Linked DNA regions of Homo sapiens: region 1 is linked to region 2. Evidence: chromatin contacts called from ENCODE Hi-C or POLR2A ChIA-PET data. All regions are on one chromosome and are shown on one strand. The core of a region is the stretch at or near the end of the contact, and the rest is flanking DNA. Distances in the headings are between cores, read along the strand shown.

The links. A loop is a pair of places that touch in the nucleus more often than their neighbours do. ChIA-PET counts read pairs that join two places held with the same protein, here RNA polymerase II (POLR2A). Pooled maps may share reads with other maps.
Region 1: a loop to region 2 is called in a pooled map, with 7 times the contacts of the local background. The contact joins two enhancer-like sites. A Hi-C loop is called at or near these places in 1 of 37 single-sample maps with no recorded cell type and 5 of 50 pooled maps. POLR2A ChIA-PET finds 5 or more read pairs at or near these places in 1 of 52 experiments (OCI-LY7).

The regions. Positions count from the first base shown.
Region 1 is chr9:111,916,779-111,921,382 of GRCh38, reverse strand. The region is part of intron 2 of UGCG (UDP-glucose ceramide glucosyltransferase); the gene reads right to left. Among named protein-coding and RNA genes, the nearest start is that of MIR4668, 13 kb to the left of the region's middle. Within about 2 kb of position 3,247, at least 2 of the 41 ENCODE cell types and tissues checked have a DNase peak (open chromatin) inside an H3K27ac peak, as active enhancers do.
Region 2 is chr9:109,973,082-109,978,133 of GRCh38, reverse strand. All of the region lies in intron 6 of PALM2AKAP2 (PALM2 and AKAP2 fusion), which reads right to left. Among named protein-coding and RNA genes, the nearest start is that of PALM2AKAP2, 200 kb to the right of the region's middle. RefSeq lists a cis regulatory region at 2,116 and enhancers at 2,032-2,201, 3,372-3,751. Within about 2 kb of position 3,598, at least 9 of the 41 ENCODE cell types and tissues checked have a DNase peak (open chromatin) inside an H3K27ac peak, as active enhancers do.

The DNA.
Region 1 (4,604 bases), core at 1,998-4,497, 1.9 Mb before region 2:
ACCATGCTCAGTCAACAACTAAATTTTTTAAGTATTTGTCCTTAACATACAAAAATACTACTCTATTATTTGTAGGATATGTATTCTAAGTAGTGATTTTTTTCCCCAGAAGTGGTAATAAATTCATGTTGACTCAATGAAGAAATTTCCTACCAAATCTTTTCTAAAACTGGTTGAACAGCCAGGCACGGTGGCTCATGCCTGTAATCCCAGCACCTCAGGAAGCCAAGGCTGGTGGATCACTTCAGGTCAAGTTTTTGAGACCAGCCTGGGAAACATGGTGAAACCCTGTTTCTCCTAAAAATACGAAAAATTAGCCAAGTGTAGTGGCACGCGCCTATAATCCCAGCTACTTGGGAGGCTGAGGCAGGAGAATCACTTGAACCCAGGAGGCGGAGACTGAAGTGAGCCCAGATCACGCCACTGCACTCCAGCCTGGGCGACAGAGCGAGACTCCATCTCAAAAAAAAAACAAAACGACGACAACATAAAACTGGTCGAACATTTTTAAGCACAGAAGGGAGGTTAATTATGTCCATGAAAACATAACAAAGCTAACTAACTCAAGAGAACGACAAAGTCTGTTATATTTACTTCCAATGATAAGCATACACAAGTAAAAAGTAGAAATAAAATGTTTATAGTGCCTGTGAGCATAATAACAATTGTTTGCCCACTACCTATAATCTCAGCAAAAACTGCCAATAAAAAAATTTGTGGGCCAGGCGTGGTGGCTCAAGCCTGTAATCCCAGCACTTTGGAGGCCAGGGCAGGTGGATCACCTGAGGTCAGGAGTTCGAGGCCAGCCTGACCAACATGGTGAAACCCCGTCTCTACTAAAAATGCAATAATTAGCAGGCATGGTGGCACACACCTGTAATCACAGCTACTTGGGAAGCTGAGGCAGGAGAATCGCCTGAACCTGGGAGGCAGAGGGAGGTCGCAGTGAGCCGAGATTGCGCCACTGTACTCCAGCCTGGGCAACAAGAGTGAAACTCCGTCTCGGGGAAAATAAAAATAAAAGAAATTTGCAGTTGATCACAAAAGAACCAAGACTAAGGTTAATGAAGAAGGTTAGCTAATAAGATTTTTTGTCAAATGAAAAACATGTTTTCTTAATAATTAAGTCGATGAGGAAAACAATGTATATTTTCCTCATACTTTCTACCTACATACTGCTGTTATTATATATTCTATCCAATATCTACCTCTAATGATGACTGACGAAAATTGCCACTCAAGAGGTACTGAAACCAACTTGACAGTTACCTGGTCTCCAGAGACCAGATAAAAATCTGAAAATGGAAAGGGCCCTACTTCTACCACCCTCCTGAGATTTCCTTAAGAGCTGACTCTAAGTCACAGAAAGTGTCAGTCAGCCTCCCATCCAGACTCTCAAAACAATATTTGGCTGAGCCACCAAAAAGGCAATGACCTTCACAATAATGATTAGAGAGGTTAAGTGACTTTTCAAACGGCAAAAGTAACAACGAGCTTTCCTACTATAGGAGGCTGCTCAGCCAGGCTTGCTCTAAAGAGTTCCTTGTTTTTCCAAACATAGCATAGTTTCTTTTTTTTTTTTTTTTTTGAGATGGAGTCTCGCTCTGTCACCCAGGCTGGAGTGCAGTGGCGCTATCTCAGCTCACTGCAAGCTTGGCCTCCAGGGTTCACGCCATTCTCCTGCCTCAGCCTCCCGAGTAGCTGGGACTACAGGCATCCGCCACCACGCCCGGCTAATTTTTTGTATTTTTCTTTAGTAGAGACGGAGTTTCACTGTGCTAGCCAGGATGGTCTCAATCTCCTGACCTCGTGATCTGCCTGCCTCGGCCTCCCAGAGTGCTGGGATTACAGGTGTGAGCCACTGTGCCCAGCCAGCATAGTATCTTTAATGGTTTTTTTTGAGACAGGGTCTTTCACTGTCACCCAGGCTGGAGTGCAGTGGCGTGATCTTGGCTCACTATAGCCTCAACTTCCCAGGCTCAAGCAATCCTCCCACCTCAGCCTCCCGAGTAGCTGGGACTATAGGTGTGCACCACCACACCTGGCTAATTTTTGTATTTTTAGTACAGACGACGAGCTGGTCTTGAATGCTTGGGCTCAAGTGATCTGCCCACCTCAGCCTTCCAAAGTACTGGTATTACAGGCATGAGCCACTATGCCCAGCCTTTAATGCTTTTTTAATGCTATTTTGTGAGTATGAGTACATATGATGAAAGGAAATGTTTATAAGTAATGCAATTCCATAAAGTACAATAAAAAACTAATCTTAGCTTTTATTTTCCCCAGCAAGAGAAAACTTTGTAAAAATATAGTACTAGAAATATACTCAATGGGAAGAAAAATGCTATACTAGTGTTAAGTAGGGAGGTTATAAGTAAGGGAGGTACAGTCTGCCTTTATTCAGATGCAAGGTTTGAAGTGTTTTTTTTTGTTTTTTTGTTTTTTGTTTTTTTTTTTTGAGACGGAGTCTCGTTCTGTCGCCCAGGCGGGAGTGCTGTGGCGCGATCTCCGCTCACTGCAAGCTCCGCCTTCCAGGTTCACGCCATTCTCCTGCCTCAGCCTCCCGAGTAGCTGGGACTACAGGCACCCGCCACTGCGCCCAGCTAATTTTTTTTTTGTATTTTTAGTAGAGACGGGGTTTCACCGTGGTCTCGATCTCCTGACCTCGTGATCCGCCCGCCTCGGCCTCCCAAAGTGCTGGGATTACAGGCGTGAGCCACCGCCCCCGGCCTTGAAGTTTTAATTTTTATTGATTACACTGCTTAAACATAATTTTTAATTAAAAACAAATACTTTCTGATTAGCCAGAGTGTAAATGAGACTCATATTCATATTATCCAAAAAAAAGTTCAGACTCAAATACATAAGATTCATTTGTTTTTGATATTGGAAATTACACCAAATTGGAGGCAGCATTCCAAGTATTTTCTAAAGTATCAGATTTTAACCAGGAATCATTTTTCAGCTATCAGCTCTGTGTCTTCACAATTTGATGAGATATTTTATTTGCTAAGAATCCCTGTATTAAAATTGTTAAATCAGGCCAGGCACGGTGGCTCACACCTGCAATCCCAGCACTTTAAGAGGCGGAGGCAGGGGAATCAACTGAGGTCAGGAGTTCAAGACCAGCCTGGCCAACATGATGAAATCCTCTCTCTACTAAAAATATAAAAATTAGCCAGCGGTAGTGGCATGCGCCTGTAATCCCAACTTCTCGGGAGGCTGACACGGGAGAATTGCTTGAACCCGGGAGGCGGAAGTGGCAGTGAGCCGAGATTGTGGCATTGTACTCCAGCACAGGTGACAGAGCAAGACTCTGCCTCAAAAGGAAAAAAAAAATCAATTCTATAATTGCAAAAAAGAAAAAAAAATCATAGTTATGACAGGTTCACTGTTAAGAACTCTGATAGTTGATTTAGGTATTCTTCACATGGCCAGAATTTACTGAAGTAAAGCCAGCAAGCCACTTTAGACGCAGATTATTGACTATTACTGCTACTGCTTAATCTCTCCCCAAATCCCTTCTACGCTGGTGACAAATGAGTGTTCAATGCTGTGGAAAATGAACTGCATCACCTTTTCATTCTTTTATGTCTTCCCAAGGAATGAGTATCAGTATAAAAGTAGACTTGTAAGATGAATACAGCGCAGAGATCTTTCAGAGCAACTAGTCTAGTCTCACCAAAATTGAAACCTAGAAATTCAGAGCAAGTACCAGTAGCAGTAAATTTTCTTGCACATGTCCAAAATTAAGTAAAATTTTAAAACTTGAAGATATGTTTTATTATTTTCCCCCAAATGGCCTATGATAGTCCCAATCGAATATTAGAAGAGAAAGTTATGTCCAAAATGAAAACATTTCCATACTCTGGTAAAACGATGTTCACACCAGGCAAAATGCAAATATGAAAGGGCACTGCGCCTGGCAGTCACGTAAATGTTTATTTTGGGTCTCCTTGACTTCTTGGTGACACAAATGCCTTGTCTGTTCATGCTCAGATATGCGTGATTTCAGTGGTTTAACTTTAGTCTCCTGTGGAACATTTGCCATTGTATTTGGTTTTCACCAAGTAAATAAAATGCTGTGAAATCAAATATTTCCCTTAGATTGCAGGTACTTTGCACTTCTCCTCTGCTTTCCAAACTTTCTATTTATACAGCTAAATATAAGTTTATAATTAGAAAATAAAATTCTGTACTAACAAAGAATAAAATAATCTGCAGATGCTATTCTTCATCTTACAATGAATGTCAAAATAGCTTTCTCCTCAACCCACTTAAATGATATAACTAAATGGAAAAAGAGCTACTACTCTAAGTGAAAACAAGAGCTCTTGAGATCATTCTAAACTGTAATTTCCAAAACAATTTTTTATTTCAATTTTTTAATTTTTATTTTTTTGAAGGTGGGGGTCTCACTGTGTTGCCCAGGCTGGTCTTGAACACCTGGCCTCAAGCAATCCTCCCGCCTCAGCCTCCCAAAGTGCTAGGATTACAAGCACAAGCCACCACGCCTGGCCAAAATCTTCATTCACAAGAAATCAGTTATGGGGTCATTAGAAATGCTCGTAATCAATGGATACATATAACCCTGGGGTTACTTT
Region 2 (5,052 bases), core at 2,349-4,848:
TCCCTCCTTCCACTCACCCACTCACCTCTGGGGCTTTATTTTCCTACCAAATATCTCTTCCTCTCTTTTCTAGAAATGCTCCTTCACTCACTCTGACATTATGGTTTGAGGGAAAGCTAACATCTTCTACAAGCCCTGTCCCACTCCATCTCAGATTGGGTATGGGTAGACATCCAAAATGGCCAAGGTCCTGGTCCAGGGATGGACAACTATCTAAGCTAGGCCACCAAGAGCCCTTTCCCAGAATCCAGAAACCAGGTCTGTTTATCCCTATTTCAAGGTGGGACTGAAAACAGAGCTTGGGAGTCAAAGGAAGCTGTTTGGAGCCTGCCTGAAAGGATGTTGCTGATACCCAGAGAGAGGCAGGGGGTGAAGGGCAGAGTCCCAGTAGCATTTAAAGCCCTGATGTGTCACGCTTGCAGACCAGCGGCACCCTTGCTCTTCCTGTGATCAGGATATGTATGTCAGTAAATGTCAGTTTTTCCAGATCAGTTCAAATTGTGTTTTGTCACTTGCAACCCAAAGACTCCTGACTAATACATGAAACCAATTACTTTTTGGTGTAATTTGGCCCCTGTGGAGCCTAGAGAACCATCAGGAAACACATGATCCTTCTCACATTGATAGCTGGAGTTTGTGTCAATTTAAGAGGCACATCAGGCTCAGAGCAGAAGTGGTGGGACATGGGCTGCCTAATTCTGCAAAAGCACTAGCATGTCGAGCAAGTCATTAAAGCCCACATGAACAGAAAGCAATATTAAGAGCCTAGGCAATCAGAAAATTGATGCAAGTGTCAGAGAAAAGGACAACTGGAATAAAAAGAAGGGAGGTTGAATGTTTCTCACTAAGTGGATCCTGATCTATATACTAAGAAGGAAGAAGCATGTTCTTTCAACTACCTCCTGTACTTGTATTCCCTGGTGCAGCTTAGGAGGACAGTACTATTGCTGTTGCTGAGAGTCAATGTGATACAGTGGTTCTCCGTGTCTGGTCCCAGGACCAGCAGCATTAGAAATAAAAATTCTTGGCCTCACCTCAGACCTCCTAAATGAGAATCTCTGATTCTAAGGTGGCCTAGAAATCTGCTTGCTTTTTTTTTTTTAAACAAGCCCTTCAGGTGAACTGGATGCACTGTGAAGTTTGAGCACCACTGGCATATTGCTTTTGCTAAGCCTGAAGCTCTGGCACCAAGTTTTTGGGTTTTGCACAGACTACAAGATGAGCAGTGCCCACTGCGGTTCACACTGTGGCATCCCCTGGTTTTGCATCCTGGCTCAGCCACTTACTATCTGTATAGCTTTGGCAAGTTACTTAACTCCTTTGAGCCTCAGACTCTTCATATGTCAGACAGAAATAAGAGTAGTGCCCATTTCTCAGGTTTATTTGAGGATTTAATGAGATAACACATATAAAGTACTTAGTTCAGTACCTAGCACATAGGGTAAGCACTCAATAAATGTTGGTTATTTGTATTATTTTGCTGCTGTTCTGATTTTAGGGCAACACATGGGCCTAGGGAAGCCAGAGAAAACCTCTCCAGATATATTTTCTCTTCTGAAACACTACAGCAACCTAGATTTATTATTTCTGCCTAGCAATCTTCTACTCACCCTTCAACACCCTGCTTAAAGTCACCTCCTCTGTGATGACCTCTCAGAGCTGAGTAATCCTTCCTTTCTCCAGGCATCCATCTCCATCAAAGCCCTCAAACTTCTTCATATGAACCCTGACTCTACCTCTTCCTACTTGTTTGATCTTGGGAAAGCTTCTTCACCTTTCTATGCCTCAGTTTCCTCCTTTGTAAAATGGCATGAATAACTGTTCTTACCTATGAAATTGTTGTGGGGATTAAGTGAGGTAATATGTGTAAACTGCTAATGATAGTACTTGGCATATATTAAGTGCTCAGTAACTGTTAGCTCTGTCTCCTAGTGCCTGGCACTCTGTAGTGCTGGATGAGAAGGAAATGATGAGTAAATGGATATGAGGCAGGGCCAGGACTAAGATGAGGTGGTAAGGACTTGGCTTGGGTGTAAAATTTAAACAGGCACACTACACTCCGTTCCAGTAAAACTTGGAATAGTTTCAGAAAAAATGCTTCCAATAAATCTTTATTTATAAACACAGGCAGATGGCCCATGGCCATAGTTTGCTAATTTGATTTTCTAAAATACTGCATTATTAAAATATGATTTATCCTGATTATTGAGGCATGGGGCATGGGACATACTTGCTTAATCTGCTCTTCCTCCTCCCCACCGGCTGACCCTGAATGCACAGGCCCCGTGGTTCCCCAGCAATGTGTAGCTCTTCATCATTTTACCATTTGTGTCAGAGTTAGCAAGGAATGTATGATGGTGGCTGTGAACCACAATTTTTGCAGGTTCTCTGCCCATAACCCTCGGGCTGAGTCAGTTTGCTTGTCTCTCCAAGAAGGGCTCCTTTCCAAGCTCCAAGACTATTTTTAAAGCAAGTCGACACTCAAAGCCCAGTAGTGTCCATGTGTAGTTTTCAAATACAATCAAGGGTAAGAAGATACATATACCTACTGTGATGGTTAATTTTATGTATCAATTTGACTGAGCCAAGGAATGGCTAGATAGATGGTAAAACATTATTTCTTGGTATGTCTGTGAAGGTGTTTCCAAAAGAGATTAGCATTGAATTGGTAGACTGAGTAAAAAGATGGCCTTCACCAGTGTGGGTGGGCAATCATCCAATTTGTTGAAGGCCAGAATAGAACACAAAAGTGGAGGAAGGGTGAACTTTCTCTCTCCGCTTAACCTGGGATGTCCGTCTTCTGGTGCCCCTGGTTCTTGGACCATTGGACCTGGATTGGGACTTGTGCCACTGACTCCCCTGGTTTCTGGCCTTCTGGGTTGGACTGGAATTACATCATTGGCTTTCCTGGGCCTCCAGCTTGTAGATAGTAGATCGTGGGGCTTCTCAACCGCCATAATTGAGTGAGCCAATCCCTCATAATATTTTTCCATATGTCTACATACATCTTATTGGTTCTGCTTTTCTTAAGAATCCTAATATACACAAACGTGTGTGTGTGTGTGTGTGTGTGCACGTGCAGATACATATATATTTGGCTTTGTGATATTTTCTGAAACTTTCAAGGTTGTGTGTGTCCATAACCAAGCTGAAAGTAGAGTCATCTGTTTCAAAGACATTTCCCTGGAGATGTGACATTTGGCCAGAGGCTCCCCTATGGGACATATGTGCTCACCTTTCAGATGCCTTTTGCATCCCAAGAGGAATAGTCTGCATCTGTGCTTGCTTCTTGCTGGAGCTTCACCTCATTAAGAAGTGACCTATTTCCCAGCACACATGCCATCTCTGTTTGAGGGGCAATCACTTACTATGTAATTAGTCCTGCTTGCAAAGACAGGCCTAGTGCTGGGCCCCATACTCTGGTGCTGCAGCAGCAGTGATGAGAAAATGGTATTTCTTACTATTGCGGTACACTTTGTAAACCATTGCAGGGGATTTTTTTCCTTCTTCTTTTTATTACAATGCCACTAAAATGGAAACCATTCAGGGAAGTGAGAGTGGCGTGCGTTGGCAGTCTAAGCAACATGTGTCACTCTGCCGATTCAAAATCAGATCAAATCTGGGTTTCTCTTTCTCTCTCAGGTTGTTGTTGACATCTCTGGGTCTTTGGGTTTTTTTTTTCAGCATGCATGGCTCTGAGTGTAGGTAAGGCAGAGGCAACACTCCCAGAAGAAGCCTGAAAAGGGCTTTGGGTCAGACTCACTAGTCGGAAGCACATGGTAGGTTCCTGCCACACAGCCACTGGTTTGTCCAGTCCCGTTAGCAACAGGCTGGGCATATGCCCATCGGCATTGAACTCTTGTGAGTGCCCTTTAGAATTCTGAATCAGAAACTGCCCTTGGCACTCACCCTGCCAGGCAGGGCCTTGACAACAGCCATGTGACCCAGTCCTCCAGCTCTTACATTCTGTGCAGTCATCAGAGACATGTCCATTTCTTATGCTCTGAGTCTGGTTGCATGCTCTCTCCATGGACTCTTGCTTTAGTCTGCATCTCCCTCATAGAAGCACATACCAGTCATACTTTACATGTGTCCTGTCTGCCTCTCTCTTCCTTTGGACTCTAAACTCCATGAGAGTAGGAAGAGTGTCTGTCTTGCACATCACTGTGTTTCCAATGCCCAGCACAGCGCCAGGCACATAGTAGATGCTTTATCAATGTTTACTGAATGACAACATCTATATGAAAATGAGTCCTCAAGAAGCCCAAGGCTGGCTATATACCATTGGTACTGGCTTCGATTCAGGCAGCTGTGCTTATTACTGGCTACATCTTGGGCAAGTTGGTTAGCCACACCAAACCTCAATTTTCCACTCTGTAAAATGAGGATAATAATACCTACCTCACAGAGTTATCAAGAGACTAAAACTAGATAGCATTCATGACAGCATGTGGCAGACAGTATTATTGCCCCCAAATCCTTTCTGCCTTCCCTGTGGGAGGATTATATATCCTCACTCATTGTCAAGAGATCTGCAGTGCTGCTCTATGGGAGGAGGATACTCCCCTACCCCATTGGTGCCAGGCTTGGCCATGTGACTTGCCTTGGCCAATGGAATATAAGCTACACGTGCCACATCCAAGCATGACTTTAAGAGCCACTATATGGTTCTCCTAGTACCCCTTTCTCTCTGTCATAAGAATGGCATGTTCCATATAGGGGCTGATCCTGCAGCCTGGGTCCAGGAATGAAGACACCTAGAACAGAGCTCCAGTAGCAAGAAAGAAACCATTACTGGGGTTGCCTGTTGCAACAGCATAATGTAGAGAGAAGGCCAACTGGTATACAGTGCCTGTCACAAAGCAAGGGTTTAGTAAACCTTTGTGGAATGAACAAACACATGCTGAAGTTTCTACCAGATCAACTGCTCCAGTGCTTTTGATTCTTTTGGGTATGACATTCAATCACTAAGATAAATTTAAGGTGGCACTTTGTGGCATAAAAAAGAAGTAGATTTTTTTTTAACTGAATGAAAGTTGATCCATTCTATTA